Linked DNA regions of Mus musculus: region 1 is linked to region 2. Evidence: chromatin loops called from intact Hi-C (ENCODE). Cell type or tissue: heart. All regions are shown on one strand. Each heading gives the region's core, and the rest is flanking DNA. Links, peaks and the distances in the headings are about the cores only. Region 1 overlaps Col5a1 (collagen, type V, alpha 1). Region 2 has its middle 13 kb from the start of Gm13421.

Region 1 (5,382 bases), core at 172-5,171, 420 kb before region 2:
TATACATGTGTTTGAGACACGGCTAACCCAGAAGGCACCATTTAGATGTGTGTTAAGGAGAACAAGGCTGACGGATCCTCCTCGGTGGTTAATCAGACGGCTAGGGTATAATTTCATCCCAAATGAACCTGAGCATGCCGACCCGGGCTCTGCCCTGCACGGCGTTTAAGGCGTAGCTCATCAATTAGCTTCACCAGATACAAACAGCCGCCTGACTTGGATAATAAAGGTAGGTTTCTGAACATCAGTAAATGCAGGGTAATTAATGTCCTTTTGCCCTTGTGGAAATATGCTTTAAGCCTAAATACAAGGTGGCTGGCAAAAGGCAGCTTTTCCTGCAGCGAGCTGAGCACCACCCTGTAGAGTGTAGTTGCCAGGCCTAAGACAAGCTTGGGCCTATTCAGTCCCCTCGACTGCCCGGCACCCACTATAGCTGCTGATGGAATGTCTGCTGCAGCACCTTGGACACCTACCACCATGCCCTCAATGCCTACCTTGTTACTGTTATGATTCCTGCAGAACACCCACTATACTGTGTCTTCCTGTCTACTCTGACACACTTGAGTGTCCACCATGGGCCCTCTGAATGTCCTCCATGCAGCACGTCGGCACCCAGCATAATTCCACTGGGGTTACGGTGCCCCTGGGCATTTGCTATAGCTCTCCAAGGCCCATCTTCCTCTTGTAGAAAGGGCCAGTATACACTCCCTAGAGGTGCCCAGCCCCTAGTGTCCTCCCTCTTTTCTTTCCTGGGCAAATGTCATGTGCCTCTTTCTCTAGACCAAGCTCTCTAACCTACTCCACACCCATCAGCTCATGACTGTGGAGCTGAGGCCCAGAGTCCCTCCCATCAGCAACTTACAGGCTCCCCGGGCAGTCCCCTGGGCCCAACTTCTCCATCGTCACCCTATGGAGAAAGAAAAAAAATGTTTAAGTACAAGCATTGAGGCCTGGGTACACACACACACACAATCTCTCTCTCTCTCTCTCTCTCTCTCTGTCTCTCTCTCTCTCTGTCTCTGTCTCTCTCTTTCTCTCTGTCTCTCTCTCTCTGTCTCTGTCTCTCTCTGTCTCTCTGTCTCTCTGTCTCTCTCTCTCTCTCTCTCTCTCACACACACATACACACACATACACACACACACCCGACAGCAGGACTCTGCCTGCTCCTCAGGCATACACTAATGTGTTAATGCTGGCTCCATTGGAGAGGGCCCTGTCCTCATTCTGGAGCTGCAAGGGTGCAGCTGCTGCAGGGAACCGTGAGGCTCTGAAGCAGGTCCTGCTTCTCAGCTACACTCACAACTGTAGCAAGGGCAGTTAGGCAGACACTGAGTTCAAGGCCTAGGCCACCCTCATGAGTAACAGAAACAGAAGAACAGGGTGTCAGAGGAGAGGCAGAGGAGCCCAGGCAGACTTCGGTGAGCTCAGGGTCTACCGGGATCCAAGCCATCCAGTGGCAAACTTTTCCTCCTGACTCCAGATGGGATGCTTGCTCTGGTTCACCAGGCCACACAGGGGCCACTAGCAGATGCTGCTTCCTACCACAGAACTCAGTTCTCCTGCCTTCCTCAAACACAGCCATGCATGCTCACATAGCACCTGCCAGCATATATGCTCATGTGTGCCTATGTTCAATAACTGCAGCCACACATATTACTTGCATATGCATGCATATACGCACACACATGCATATACATGCACACACCTAGGAGTGAGTACACTTATGCATATACAGTAGTGTACATGTATGCACATGCTGTGAATGCACATACGTCGACAAAGGCATATGTGCACACAAATGCATGCATATGAAACCCACCATGAACCAAGAGGGTGAGGCATCCAAAAGTACCCCTCTCCTTCCTCAGCTTGCAGCTGCTTAGGCCAAGGTCCAGAGAGGGGAACTTTCTGGACAAAGTTCAAAATCTAGAGATGATGGCACCTAGCTCCCACTTTCCTGGGGTTTGTGGGCTCCCAACAATAGTGCAAGGAGCCCATAAATCCTGCCATGCATTCTCTGCTGTGCACATCTGTGCTGTGGCCTATGAGCTCAGCCTCCAGCCGCTGAGGATACTGGGAATGGACACTGAGGAGTCCTCTGGGTACAAAAGCCCAGGCTAAGAAGCCCAACTGCAGCCCTTCCCTCCCCACTGTTCCTATATTCAGTTACTTCACCAATGACTTCCCCCATCCCTCCACCGCCTGCTCTCCCCGAGCCCTTGCTTCTCCATCTGACACCTCATTTAGATGAGATCAGCAGAGCCGCTGAGCTCATTAAGTCCCTGGCATCTCCCCTCCACAGGATCTGGGGCACCTGCCTCCTGTAGTTAGAGGTTTCCTTTCTGAGACCCATGACAGTTTGACCCTCATTGGCAAGAAGGGTAAAGTAAAGTGAATGCTTGTGCCTTGCTTCAATCTCAGAAGCACACAGCCACCTGCCTGGGCCAACATGCATGCTTCCTCCTCCCCCCCTTACCCCCCCCCCCCGCCCTACCGACCCTGCCTGGCCTGCACTCAGAGTTTCCCAGTGTAAAAGGATGCTGAGAGATACTTACCCTTTCTCCATCATCTCCTGGGATTCCGGGCGGGCCAGAAGGACCAGGGTCACCCTAGAAAAACCAACCAGGGTCAATGTTAACCACCACAGAGCAGGTCCTTCCCAACTGTCCCAACCCCTCCCCCCTTTTTTTTCTGTCCTCCTAATCCTAACCCTCAGTCTTGAAGCCTAGTTCCCCTGGGCGGAGGGCGTGTGCTGAGAGGTCAGTCTAGTGGCTGGCCAAGAGCCTTGCACTCGAGCCCCATCTGCATACCTTGCTGGTGGCAGAATCACCAGCCTGAGCACCTAGCAGGTTTAGCAGGAGCCACAGACAGGCAGGCACACTGTGCATTCAGTGTGAGGGAGGGCAGCACAAAAAGGACCACGCTGGACCAAGAATCCCTGAGGGTCATTCCCAGTGTCGCCTGTAGCTGGCGCTCAATGTATACTCTCATCAGCTGGTCAAAGGACTACGCACCTCTCCCAACTCCCCACAACTGGTGACTGTGAGCTTGTTTTCACGTAATTACGAAAGAGCAGAGAAGTAGCAGCTGTGGGTGAGACACTATTCAGAGTATACAGAGCACAGACATTTTTCACTGTAAGACACATATCTGCATATGTTTTTTAATTCATCAATAGCCCATGTTCCTATATGTGCATGTTTTTGTCCATGTGTATGCATGACTGTATTGTTGCATCCCTCTTTGTGTGTATTTTGTGCAGGTAATATATATGTATGCATGTATGCCCTGTATGTATGTGTGTGACTAGGTAAGTATGAATGTCTGTGCCTATGTGTATGTATTTGCATACAAGCGTGCTTACATACACGTATATGCGCATGGATATCTATGTGCCTATGTCTGTGTGTAACTGTATGTATATGTGCTTGTGAATGTGTGCATATGTATCTGAGTCCTAAGTGATTATGCTTGCTATGTATCCACACATGTCATCATGTTTGTATGAGTGTGTATATGTGTATGCCTGTGAATATGTATATGTGTGTGTGGCTATGAATGTATGTGTATATATGCATATGTGTATGGATGAATATGTGCTCTTGTGCCTTTGTGTGTATGCCTGTGAAGGTATATCTGTACAAACATGTAAATACACATACATGTGTGCCTGGATGCCCCAAAATGAGAAATTTGACCAATAAATCCACTTTAAGGTAAAGCAAGTAAGAAAGGAACCACTCCCAGCGAGCGGTGAGAAAGGCGGCCAAGCACCATAGTGGCCCAACCCCAGCCATCCTTAGCAGCAGGCTCTGAGACTGCCCTACCTTCCTGCGGCCACAGTCCTGACTCTAAGCTTGCATGCGATAGCTGTTCAGATTTCCCATGAATGTGAAGGCTCCATTAGGTAAAAAGTGGCTTCTAGAAGATTCTAAAACTAGTTCTAGCACATATTTTCCCTCACTTCTCTGTCCCCTGTGACACCCTGGAGTGAGGTGCTTGCCAGACATGCTCGTAAGTCTCATGTAGGAAATCCAACTTCTCTTGACTAGATTCTCCATTAAGAGAGACTCCACAGTACATACAGAGACACTGTGAAATGGAGGAACCTGAGGCTGTTGGAAAGAAAAGACCCCCACAAATCCCACAGCAAATACTCACTCTATGGCCTTTCTCTCCCGGCAACCCAGCCAGACCATCAAAGCCACGGTCACCCTGCAAGAACAAGAGAGATGAACCAAACAGCCCACACAGCAGGAACTAGGGGTACCCATAATTCAACACCCTGGACTCAGGGCCTTCTTATGGCCATGCACAGCCCTCCTGCCTCAGGACACTGTGGAGTCTGTATATGCCACCTCCTCTCCCCAAACAAAGCAGAGGCTGGAAAGAGAGGAACACTGTTGTCCCCAAGCCAAAGGCCAGGGCATCCTTGGGAATGTAGTCATGAAGTTATTCAGTGACCACTGCAAAGTCAGCATGGGCTCATTTGCTCCGAGTCTCTCCCTGCAGGAATATCCCCATGGTCCTGAGGGCTGTCACACACCAGTGATCACACTCACTGGTGGAGACCCCTGCATCTTTACCTGCAGGGACCCCTGGCTCCTGCATTCCAGCATAGAGCCCAGTACCAGCAGCCCATCATGTGGGTATTCAACCCAGGTAGGATGAAATCAGAGTAGGGTACTGGGGTATTTTTATGACTTTGCAGTTAAGAGATCGTAAACTACTTGACAGAACAGTGGGATTCTTCCATCATCCACAGCCTTCAGTGTTTATTAACTTGGAGGTCACAGGAAGTGAGACTATGGAACCAGGGGACCCAGCACAGATGTACTGAACAGTGACAGTTCCTGGTGACTCAGGAATATGAGAGAGTCCATACGGGGTCACAGGAAGAGGGATGAGCCCAGCATCCACAGTATCAGGGGGAAAAAACAGCTGCCACGTGTCTATATGAGTCCTGTGCCCCCTGCTCAAGCACAGACTGTGTCAACTCACCCCTACAGGCCTTGAGTCCTGACTTTCCAAGGCAGGGTAGGAAAATTCATGTCCCATAGACTTGAGATCACCTGGCCACCCAAGCACCAACGGTGTAGTCTGCTTACCTGCACACTCCCAAGGGGTTCTCCCTGATCCACCCCACCACACTCACTGGCCACATGAACAGGGCACCTGACCCTTTAAGGAGACTGAATCTCACCCATGCAAGTCACCTGTCAATCTGTCATCTCAACACACTAGGGGGGGGGGGGCTCATCAAAGTGAGTGCTTACGCTCCCTGCAGGCACACTCATCAAACATGATAGTTATGTCATCAACATGATGTCAGGGATGATGGTGACTGTATGAGTGTGGGTGACGGCCTACCTTGGGGCCTGT
Region 2 (5,382 bases), core at 147-5,146:
GAACCATCTCACTAGGAGCCTTGGGAAGAGTCAGCAGCCCCACCCCCACCCCGACATTCCATGCCCCCCCATGCCTTGATATCGAACTCTGACCTCCAGAACAGGGAAATTTGTTTTGAGCCATCCAGTTTCAGTTCGTGGAATTTCAGTGATGCAGTATCAGGCTGCTCAGAAACCTTTATCTGCTCCAAGTAAAACAGGGGCCCAGCCTGGATGTGGTGTTCTGAACATGAGCCTGGGCCCTGAGCTGCAGATTTCGCTGTCTGGAGCTTGGGGCCCAGGGAAGCTTAGGTGGGCAGAACCAGGTCCATTTTGCCTTCACTTCAGGTTTCTGAGCACCCAAGTGTCCAGCTGTGGCCGGTGACAGCAGGTATCCTAGAACCCCACGCACATACAGTCAGTCTGGCTGACTCTTCCCCTGTGGCTCAGTGAGTGTGGTACTGGCAGAGGGCAGACAAAAAAGGCAGACCCCAGTTCAACAGAAAGAGCAAAGGCTACCAGGGACCATAGGACAAGGTCAGTGTCACCGAGTCAGGATTGGGGTACTCAGGAGGATCCCTCTTGGGGAGCTTCAACCGAGCACAGCATGTGCCTCTAGATCAGTGGTTCTCAACCTGCGGGGTGTGACCCCTCTGAGGGTCACCTAAGACCACCAGGAAACAGATATGTACATAATGATTCAGAACAGTAGCAAAATTACAGTTATGAAGTAGCGATGAAAATAATTTTATAGTTGGGGTCACCACAACAGAAGGAACTGCTGTAAAGGGCCACGACAGTAAAAGGTTGAGAACACTGCTCTAGGCGGATGATAGAAATTTGGTCCCTGCCCTGAATCTCAGCCTTCCACTTCTCCAGCACAGCTAGACCTCCAGAATGAGAAGAAAGTTGTCTCCTTGTCCATCCCCAGCCAATAGCCTCCGATTCCACAGAAACAACTGATGAAAGAGAAACAGAGCGAGTGCCCTCATCCAGGCTGCCTCGGGGTTCTGCAACAGCACAGGACACCAGGGGAGCCCAAGAAGGCTCTGGAACAACCTGAAAAGCAGATGACTTACTCTGAGTCATGCCTAGTCTCAAGGGCCTGGGGCTCTGTCCCTCCCTCCTTCAGGCCCTTAGGACTCTCCCAGGGAGCTGGTAGTAGGTTATTTATATATTGGAGGAAGAGCAGCCCCAGCTTGGACCATGCAGAACTTCCGGTCCTTCAGCCAAGGGGCCAGAGCAGGATGGAAGCACTCTAGAGGCGGCTGGGTCAGGCACGAAAGGTCTCTGGACCGACGCCGACCCTGGGAATACTGTGTCCCCTCATGTGCCTGCACGTCCGGGGGTCAGTGGTTGTTTTATTAATAGAGGGCCCCAAGGAGAAGGCTCACCCCGCTGGATGGTCATTCACCTCCCTATAGAAACAGAAGAGCATCCAGGGAAGGCTAAACTAGAAGCACAAGGGCATCCCCCAGAGGGACACAGCCTTAGTCACTCATAGGGGCATCTCCCAGAGAGAGCTTGGCCTCAGTCATCCTCTGCCATGAGAAATAAAAAGCTAATTTGCCAGATCTCTGGCTCCAGCAGGCAGCAGCTACTTTAAAATTGACACCAGTCTCATTGAGACACAGGAAAAGCAACACACAGTCTGAGCAGTAGCCTATCTGCAAGACACTGGAATAGTCAGAGGTGTCCACCTGAGCCAGTCATACACACCAAAAATTTCAGCCCAGCCCTGTGAGTCTTCAAAGCCACTGACTGGTTGGTTGTATCTTTCCAGGGCCATTCACAAAAACAAAACAAAACAAAACAAAACAAAACAAAACAAAACAAAACAAAACAAAACATGGTGCTGGAGAGATGGCTCAGTGGTTGAGTCCTGACTGTTCTTCCAAAGGTCCTGAGTTCAAATCCCAGCAACCACATGGTGGCTCACAGCCATCTGTAACAAGATCTGACACAAGATCTGACTCCCTCTTCTGGAGTGTCTGAAGACAGCTACAGTGTACTTACATATAATAAATCTATAAATCTTTTTAAAAAAAGATGATCAGGTTTACAAAAATACAAACTATGTCCTCAGAGAATCTGGTGAGTGAATTGGGCTTCATGGCTCACATTTCCTGGGTAGTATGAAAAAAATCCCCAGGGCATTTCCTAGTTGCTATATAACAAAGACCTGACAAGACCAACTTCAAGAAGGGATGGTGCTGGTGGGGCTCACAGTCATCAGAGCTAGGAGGGAAGGTCACATGGCATCCGTGCCGAGGATGCAGACAGAGCTCAGCCCACTTTCTCCTTATTTAGGCTAGCACCCCAGCCCGTGAGACGGTACTGACCAGTTTCAAGGTGGCTCCTCCTACCTGGACAAACACAATCTAGAAAACTCCTCGAGGACATGCCTAGACATTTGTCTCATAAGTGACACTGGATCCTATCAACTTGACAGTCAACATTAATCATCGCATGTGGAATTGCATGTATGCACAATACATATGCAATGGGAGGTGACTGGTCCACCACAGCACTTACTAGAGACCCAAAACATAACTATGTACCAAGCCACAAGCCCAGGGCATTCCCTAGCACCCCAGAGTCCTCTGGAGCTGTAGACCCCAGTTCAGTTTGTGCATGTCAGTCAAGGTACTAGAACAGGATCAAAACACTCCAAAACTGGCCGGCGACACCTCCCCACCATCCTGTGTGTGTGCATTCCAAGTTTTAGTTTCTCCATCTGGAATCAGGACAGGCATAGCTGGGTCTCCCAAGCTTGCTCCAAAGCCAAGTCTGAGGCCCACATTATGTATTTCTCTGATCAATTCCTTTGGAAAAAACAAACAAACAAACAAACTGAAGCCCAGTCTGGATGGGCAAATTGTCCAAGCCAAAGAGAAGTGGGAATGCAGCCCTGCCCAAGGCTTGGAGGTGGGGGAGCAAAAGTTCCTTTCCTCGGGACCCAAGACCAGTTTGGCTTTTCCAGAGCCTCCGCACCCTGAGTGGTGCAAGTCTGCCTCCACGTGGAGACTGATGGAATTTCCTCCAGATGAGCAGAAATTACATCTGAGACCTAGGAAAGTCAGCTCCCAAAAGCATGGGGGTAAGTGCTAGAAGAGGCTGAAACAGCTTTCTCGCCTGAATGATGCCTACCCCATCTAAACCTTGCATCCAACGCATCATTAGACATGAGGCATAACTGCAGAGAAATCAGACTGGATAGGTTGGATTTGTTGGTTAGCAATGCTAAGCAGATTCTAGACTCTGTTTTCTAGAGTTGCTAGAGAAGCTCAGCTTAGCTGGTTGGCTAAGCATGGGCCATAAGGTGACCGCCACAAAGTCAAAGCCTAGAACTGTTTGGGGGTCATAGAGGAAAGTGTCACTCCTCAGAGAGACTGGAATGTTCCACTAGATTATTCCAGCATGTCTGTTCATCTCTGTGGGGTGGTCCAGAGAAGACTGCTCTCAGCATGACTGTGAAAAGTTATTTTTCTAGGGGATTCCCAGCATCATGAGGAACACTGGTCTCTCCCTAGATGGCAAGAATTACAATATGGGCCAGAGAGATGGCTCAGCGGTTATGAGCACTGACTGCTCTTCTGAAGGTCTTGAGTTCAAACCCCAGCAACCACATGGTGGCTCACAACCATCCCTAATGAGATCTGACGCCCTTTTCTGGTGTGTCTGAAGACAGCTACAGTGTACTTACATAATAAATAAATCTTTTTTAAAAAATTACAATGTGAACCACAGCCATACTGGGCCCCATAGCTGCAATGAGGGTAACTGGATGGTCACACGGTCAATAACATAACATGGGACTGAGCGGCAGAAGAATCTCCGAGTTCCAGATGAGCCGGGTCCAGGATAGCTAGATACAAAGAAACCCTGTCTCAGAAAACAAAAACAAACAAACATGGGTTTGGAGACCATAAGGACAGCAGAATCAAAGAGTAAAATAAGCTGACTCTGGGAAATTTAGGGTGCTGAGTAGCTGACAGAGGTGTCCTCAGAGGGGACACAGACTGGTACTCTACATTGTTACTGATTTTATGAGTGAAGCTTTGAACTTAAGTGAGCAGAGTCTAACTTGAACTGGCAAAGCAGTCTTGTAGCTTCTCAACTGATTGACCCAATCTATAAACCCACAGGTCTTGCTTACACTGATGTCTTAAATCACTTTCACACTTTTTCCTTTTTTGAAACAGGGTTTCTCTGTGTAGCCCTGGTTGTCCTGGGACTTACTCTGTAAATCAGGCTGGTCTTGAACTCAGAGATCTGCTTGCCTCTGTCTCCCAAGGGCTAGGATCAAAGGTATGCGCCACCACCACTCACACCTTTTAAAATGCTATTTACTGGCTGGAGAGAATGCTCAGAGGCTAAGAGCACTGGTTGCTCTTCCAGAGGTCCTGAGTTCAAATCCCAGCAACCACATGGTGGCTCACAACCATCTGTATGGAATCCGATTCCCTCTTCTGGTGTGCATGAAAACAAAATACTCATATACATAAAACAAATTTTAAAATATTTAATATATATACATATATATGTATATATGTATGTGTGTGTATATATATGTGTATATGTGTGTATATATATATATATGTATATATATATATATATATATATATGTATATATATATATATATTTACAGCAAGCAGTTGAGACACACCACACACCTTTGATCCCAGCACTAGTGGGGCAGAAGCAGGTAGATCTCTGAGTTTGAGGCCAGCCTGGTCTACAGAGCTAGTTCCAGGACCACCAGGACTACACAGAGAAACCCTATCTATAAATAAATAAATAAATAAATAAATACCTAAATATTACATTTATTTAGGGGGGCATATGCTGTGACCCACATCCATGTGGAAGTCAGATGACAACCTGTGAGTTAGTTCTCTCTTTACAACATGCTCAGGCCACCAAGCTCTGAGGCGACCACCTTTACCCACTGAGCCACCTTGCTGGATGATGGTTTGAATGAAAATGTCCAAGGTTTACCGTAGATGAAGGGGAAGCAGGAACATCTGAGAGTCCAGAGTGGACTTCAGTTGTACTGTGAACCCCGAGGTTGTGCCTGTTTCTAGTTGTGGTGTGGCTCAGCCTTTAGCATACATCTCTAATTTCTCTAGCTAGAATACAGGACATGCCCTTATTATCACCTTTAATCCCAAACAATGAAGATAAAGTTAGTTTTAGAAGGAACCACCCATATTTGAAAGTGATGATAGGGCTGGAGAGTTGGCTCAGTGGTTAAGTACACTGACTGCTTTTCCAGAGATACTGAGTTCAATTCCCTGCTACCACATGTGGCTCACAACCATCTGTAATGGGATCCGATGCCCTCTTCTGGTGTGTCTGAAGACAGCAACAGTGTACTCACATACATAAAATAAATAAAT

What was found. Hi-C counts contacts between places; a loop is a spot of excess contacts. Peaks named below come from ENCODE experiments on the same cell type or tissue, not always from the same donor. Only the 100,000 strongest peaks of a DNase experiment are listed, where the experiment ranks them.
Region 1: a loop joins it to region 2, with 4 times the contacts of the local background. A loop is called at or near these places in 15 of 42 quality-filtered maps.

What each region holds. Positions count from the first base shown.
Region 1 is chr2:27,966,972-27,972,353 of GRCm38, reverse strand. Col5a1 (collagen, type V, alpha 1) reads right to left here. Exons shown (of 66, transcript NM_015734.2): 17 at 5,371-5,382; 18 at 4,162-4,215; 19 at 2,556-2,609; 20 at 863-907. Among named protein-coding and RNA genes, the nearest start is that of Gm13372, 63 kb to the left of the region's middle. In heart, for the core only: a CTCF peak has its summit at 2,957; no DNase peak of the experiment used is centred there.
Region 2 is chr2:27,550,418-27,555,799 of GRCm38, reverse strand. No RefSeq gene overlaps it. Among named protein-coding and RNA genes, the nearest start is that of Gm13421, 13 kb to the right of the region's middle. In heart, for the core only: a CTCF peak has its summit at 2,994; DNase peaks (open chromatin) are centred at 1,199 and 3,009; H3K27me3 peaks cover 869 bases.